Linked DNA regions of Homo sapiens: region 1 is linked to region 2. Evidence: chromatin contacts called from ENCODE Hi-C or POLR2A ChIA-PET data. All regions are on one chromosome and are shown on one strand. Each heading gives the region's core, a stretch centred on a gene start or an enhancer-like site at or near the end of the contact. The rest is flanking DNA. Distances are from core to core; before and after follow the strand shown.

What was found. Hi-C counts contacts between places; a loop is a spot of excess contacts on that map. ChIA-PET counts read pairs that join two places held with the same protein, here RNA polymerase II (POLR2A). Pooled maps may share reads with other maps.
Region 1: a loop to region 2 is called in a pooled map, with 2.4 times the contacts of the local background. The contact joins the promoter of UPF1 here to the promoter of HOMER3 in region 2. A Hi-C loop is called at or near these places in 3 of 50 pooled maps. POLR2A ChIA-PET finds 5 or more read pairs at or near these places in 5 of 52 experiments (CD8-positive, alpha-beta T cell, RWPE1, WTC11 and 2 more).

Annotation. Positions count from the first base shown.
Region 1 is chr19:18,830,564-18,833,263 of GRCh38, reverse strand. UPF1 (UPF1 RNA helicase and ATPase) reads right to left here and starts at 1,305. Exons shown (of 24, transcript NM_002911.4): 1 at 824-1,305. The coding sequence starts at 1,054. RefSeq lists silencers at 692-771, 782-871, 1,022-1,121, 1,242-1,501.
Region 2 is chr19:18,939,597-18,942,665 of GRCh38, reverse strand. HOMER3 (homer scaffold protein 3) reads left to right here and starts at 1,449. Exons shown (of 10, transcript NM_004838.4): 1 at 1,449-1,615. HOMER3-AS1 (HOMER3 antisense RNA 1) reads right to left here and starts at 2,412. Exons shown (of 3, transcript NR_134913.1): 1 at 2,042-2,412. RefSeq lists a silencer at 1,286-1,485.

The sequences.
Region 1 (2,700 bases), core at 56-2,555, 110 kb after region 2:
ATAGCCAGCCAATATGTGCTCCTCCATGGGAGGCAAAAATTCTTCTCTGCCTCAACCTTCCGCTGGCCAGCGCCCCTATGCATGGGGAAAGTCGAACCTACGCTCCGTGACTGTGAAAGGTGGGGTGCCCAGATGGCTGCGACCACAGATGGGAGGTGGGACAGGCGGCCAGACCCACCAATGGGGAGACCGGGCAGGACCCCCGGACCAGGCCAGAGACAGGATTAGGGCAGGTCACCCTGGATACTCCCGGAAAGGGACTGAGGGAAGTCACTCAAGCTCCGGCCTGAGCAAGACCCGGCCCAGGTCGTAGGAGAACTCGAGGCAGAATACCGAGACCTGCGAAAGAGGGACCAGGGCAGGTCACCCTAGCCCGGATGGAATGGAAGAACTCAGATAAGTCAGGGGGCAGGTTACTCCAGGCCAGACTGATTGTGGGACACAAGGCAGGTCAGCCCGGGCCCAGGAGGGGGAGCAAACCCAGCTGGCGTAAAGGAACAGGGTCAGGTTAGCTCGGTCCCGAACGAAGTGGAGGACTCGAGGCAAGTCTGCCCGGCCCAGGAGTTGGGGGCCGAAGGAACTCAGCCAGGTCGCGGCCGGAGCGGGGGACCCGGGGCAGATCAGGCCAGGCCCGGGCAGATTGCAGGACCTGGGGCAGGTAAGCTCAGGCCGAGCCAGAGTAGGGGACCCGGGGCAGATCGCCCCAGGCCCGGCCGCGATGGGGGACTCCGGCCAAACACAGGCCGGGCCCGAGGCGAGTTCGGGGCAGGTCTCAGGCGCCGAGGCCGGGCCCGGGCTTCCGGCACCGCCATGTGCCGCTCACCTGCGCGTCGAGCTGTCCCGCCGCAGCGCCCGCGCCCGCGCCGCCCGGGCCTCCCGCGCCGCCACCGCCCGGGCCGCCGGGGCCGCCGGGGGGCGTCTGCGTCTGGCTAGGAAGAGTAAAGTCGGTGAACTCGAACTCGGAGCCCTGTGTGTCGGCGCCAAGCAGCTCGGCCTCCTCCGTGTCCAGGAAAGTGAGAGTCTGCGAGCTGGGCCCGTACGCCTCCACGCTCATGGTGCCTCCGGGTAGGGCCCTCGGGCCGGTTCCGCGCTGCACTCGAGCCCGCCGCCGCGCTGAGGCCTAGGCCGCAGGCCTCGGGTCGCTGCCGCTGTCGCCCCCGCGCGCCCGGAAAGGACCAAACCGCGCGCCCCGGCGCCAGCCGGACCGAGAGGTAACAGTGCCGAGCCGCCGCCGCTGCCGCCGAGCCCCTCCGCGCCTCAGCTCCCCTCGAAGCCGCCAGCCGCTCGCAGCCTAGAGCAGGAACTGCCGCCACCGCCGCCGTCGCCGTGCGCGTGCGCGAGCCCGACGCCGGCGGAAGCGCGCGCGCTCTTCGCGGGCGCCTGGTGCCCAGCAGGAAGACGGGACGCGCACCGCGCACGCGCAGGGGGTGGGGCTTTCAACCGCCGCTGCGGCGGCAGCTCGAGGACTTGGTCCCGCCCCAACTGCTAATTGGGGACGCCCGGGCGGCTGGCGGTGTGGACTTGGTGGTCTGCACCTGTGGTCGCTGCGACGGTGTTTCGGTTTAATTGAGCGCTAGCCGAATACCCTACATAGGTGGTCTCGGAACGCCCAACTGGAGAGACTGGGCAGGGACGGTGCGCTCCCACTCCTGGCAAAAGCTGCTTGGAACTCAGTTTCCCCATCTGTAAAATGGAGGGTGCCTCGCACATAGTAGATGCTCCCTGTGCATTGGTTTAAAAAGGGAGTGGGGCTCGGCGCGGTGGTCACACCTGTAATCCCAACACTCAGAGGCTGAGGCGGGAGAACTGCTTGAACTCAGGAGTTCGAGACCAGCCTGGGAGACAGAGTGAGACTCCATCTCTACAAAAAATATAAAAATTAGGCCGAGCGCGGTGGCTCACGCCTGTAATCCCAGCACTTTGGGAGGCCGAGGCGGGTGGATCATGACGTCAGGAGATCGAGACCATCCTGGCTAACATGGTGAAACCCCGTCTCCACTAAAAATACAAAAAATTAGCCAGGCGTGGTGGCACGAGCCTGTAGTCCCAGCTACTCAGGAGGCTGAGGCAGGAGAATCGCTTGAACCCAGGAGGCGGAGGTTGCAGTGAGCCAAGATTGTGCCACTGCACACCAGCCTGGGCAACAGAGTGAGACTCTGTCTCAAAAAAAAAAAAAAAAATTAGCTAAGCGTGGTGGTTCGCACCTGTAGTCCCAGCTACTAGGGAGGCTGAGGTGGGAGGATCGCTTGACCCTGGGAAGTTGAGGCTGCAGTAAGCCGAGATTGCACCACTGCACTCCAGCCTGGGTGACAGAGCGAGACCCTGTCTCAAAAATAAGTAAAAATAAATGAATGGGGATAGTCTTACGTACTGGGCCTGGCACTTGGAAATGATGGTTGCTGCTGTTCCTGATGCCTCTGCCACTGTTATTATACCATTACTATTTTTGCTATGATTATTATTTAGTGGACGTATACAGCAAAACAACTGGAAGCACATGGTCTGTGGTGGACTCTAGACCTGACCACTTACCAGCTGTGTGAAATTATACAAGTGACTTAACCTCTCTGAGCCTAGGGTTTCTGTTGCCATTAAGGTGGCATAGGAAGCCTGGGCAAGGTGGCTCTTTCCTGAAATCCCAGCACTTTAGGAGGTAGAGGCAAGAGAATCACTTGAGCTCAGGAGTTTGAGGCTGCGGTG
Region 2 (3,069 bases), core at 200-2,699:
GGAAAGGAGACAGGAGCAGAGGTCTTGGAGATGAAAAGCAAAAGCCTCTCTGAAGTTGTCAAAACACTCAAGTGTCGGCCAGGTGTGGTGGCTCACGTCTGTAATCCCAGGACTTTGGGAAGCCGAGGGGGGCAGATCACTTGAGGTCAGGAGTTCGAGACCAGACTGGCCAACATGGTGAAACCCCATCTCTACTAAAAATACAAAAATCAGCCAGGTGTGGTGGCATGCACCTGTAGTCCCAACTACTCGGGAGGCTGAGGCAGGAGAATTGCTTGAATCTGGGAGGCAGAGGCTGCAGTAAGCCGAGATTGTGCCACTGCACTCCAGCCTGGGCAACAGAGTGAGACTTTGTCTCAAAAAAAAGAAAAGAAAAGAAAAGAAAAACTCAAATGTAAGATCAGAGCTTTAGGGCGCCACAGGCCTTGGTTCCAGGGAGCTGCAGGACCTCTGTCCACAAACGAACCAACGGCGCCGCACCGTGTGATTTTGGAGACGGTGCCAGAGAGGGGGCGGCACCAGGATTGACAAGTGGGACACATGGGCTTGGGGCTGGGGAGGTGGATCCTAGTTCAACTCCGGAAGGATGCTCTCCTGGCAAGTGTGGGAAGGGGGTGCTCCCTGTGACCAGAGGTGACAAACGCAGGCCAGTGGAGGCTGAGGGGATGCAACCATGCGTTGGAGACATTTCCTCAGCCTTTGGATTTTGGAACCCTCAAACAACAGCAAAGATAACCTTAATCCAACCATTGTGGGCATTTTTACCATCGTCTTGGGAGGGACAGAGGTGGACAGACGTCCCTGCTTAGGGATGGGACGGGCAGGGGAACAGAGGCTTCTCTCTCTTTGTCTTGCTTCCCGTTCCCTCCCGAAGTTGATCTCTTCCGTTTCCTGGCAACACCCATTGAGCACTTACTGTATGCAGACCCTGAGACCCACTGCCCCCTCCCCAACCTCACTGGGCCACCCATGTCAGCCCGGGAGGGACCTGACCTCCCTCACAGGCCCAAAGTTATGACCTCAGGTAGTGGGGACAGAGGCAGCTGTCTCCTGAGAAGGTGACAGGAGGGTGAGGTCACATCGCTGTCCGTGCAACTCTCTCCATCTGCTTCCTATCTCTCCGCCTGTCTCCCCCGTGTCTCTGTTTCTGGGTCTCTTTCTCATCCCAGATGTCCCTCTCCGTCTGTCTCTCTGTCCCCACCCTCTGCTCCCAACCCGACCCCACGCAACCCCCCCCCCCACTCCCCCTCCACCGCCCCTAACCCCCTCCCTCAATCCTCCGTCCCTTCCCCAGTCCCGGCCCCCGCCCCTCCCCCTTATCCCCTCCCCCATACCCTCTCCCAGTGCAAAAAGCCGGCAGGGGGCGCAGCGGGGCGGCCTTGGCGGCCCGGGGAGGCGGGGCGGGCGGCGGCCGCGTCGGGACCGGCCGCGATGGGACCGGAGGCGGCGCGGGCGGCGGCGGCGCAGACAAAGGCACGGGCGGCGTGGAGGGCGGCGCGGAGGGCGCGGGCCCGGGAGCCAGGGAGCGAGCGGGGCGCCCGGCAGCGCGGAGTCAGCGCCGCGGGGGCCGCACCCGACTCGCGCCTGGACACTCGCGGGGCGCCGACCTGGCAGGGTGAGCCCGGCCTGCCGAGCCTGCGCTGGGAGCGCGGGGGCCTCGAAGTCCCAGGGCCAAGGGGAGGGCGTGGGGGTTCCCCAGAAGTTTCGGACCCGGGACTGGGAGCGGCGCGAGGGGTCCCCAAGTTCCAGGGCTGGAGGGAGCGCGGGGGTCCCGAAGTTCTGGATTCAGGGTCTGAGAGGGGACTGCGTGGGAGGTTCCCAAAGTTCTGGACCCGGCGTTGGAGGAGGCTGCGAAGAGGTCCCCAAAGCTGCGGACCTGGGGTGGGGTACTGGGGTGGGAGGGGTCCGGACGTCCCGGACCCAGGGACTGGAGGGGTGGCAGGGGGTCCTCGAAGTTTAGGAGTCTAGGACAACGCGGAGGACCGGGGTCCCGGACCCAGTTAGAGGAGGAGTCACGAAGGGAGTCCCCGGAGTTACCGACCTGGGGTTGGAGGAGGCAGAAGAGGTGTCCCCCGAAGTTCTGGACCCAGAGACAGGGGGCGTCGCGGGAATCTCGGAAGTTCCAGGGTCAGAGCCCGCGTCCCGGAGTTGGGGCGTGCACTGGGTGTCCTGCCTCGGGTGGGGATGGGATCCTGAATTAATATTAACCCCCCCGTCCCCCGCACTCGGGTGCATGGGATGGGGCCTCATCCACCGGCCAGATTGGGGATCCCGGGCACCGGGCGGTGTCGGACCCCCCTCCGGGAGCCCCGTGGCCGGCGGCATCCGAGGCGCATGACTAGTTGGTGAGTAACTTTCCCCAAACGCTGCAAGTCGCAGCAGGAGCTGCCGGACCGGAAGGGCCTGGGTTCCGGGGACCCCTGTGTTCCCCAACTCCCACCCGGCGCAGGACCCGCCCCCAGTCCAGGCCAGAGCTGCCGCCCCACCCCCACTCAGGGGCTCCGGTTTCAGACCCTGTGACCAGGACAGCAGCTGCCCAGGACAGGATAGGGGGGGCATCCCCCCTTTGACCACAGAGGCCGCTGGGCCAGGGCCTCCCCTCCCCCACCTGTCTTCCCCCTCCTCCAAACTCCTCCTTGGTCCCCTGCAGATTCGGGGTTGCTGAATGGCCCAATGGGGAGGTTGGGGAGCCCTGGTCTCCCAGTGTGGATTCTGCTCTGCCCTCATGGTGGGCATTGGGATTGGCTGTTTGTCTACATCTTGTCTTTTTAACTTGGCTGGGGGCTCCCTGGGGATTTGGACTCTGGACTTCAAGGTGTGCTTCTGCCCTAGGGTGGGAGCTGCTGGGGGTGGGGTCCCTCTGCAGGGTGTAGTGGGGAACTGGTCTCCTGGTACTACACACCTCTCAACGCCCCATTTTTTGGTGGAGAGCCCCGCTCTGGCCAGTCATGGGTGAATGTGGTGGAAAGAACTCAGCAGAGATTTGGCCTCCACAGCTCAGCCTGGGATGGAGGGGACTTCACGGGGGTGCAATAACCAGGACAATGAGAAATTTACATCTGGATGTCA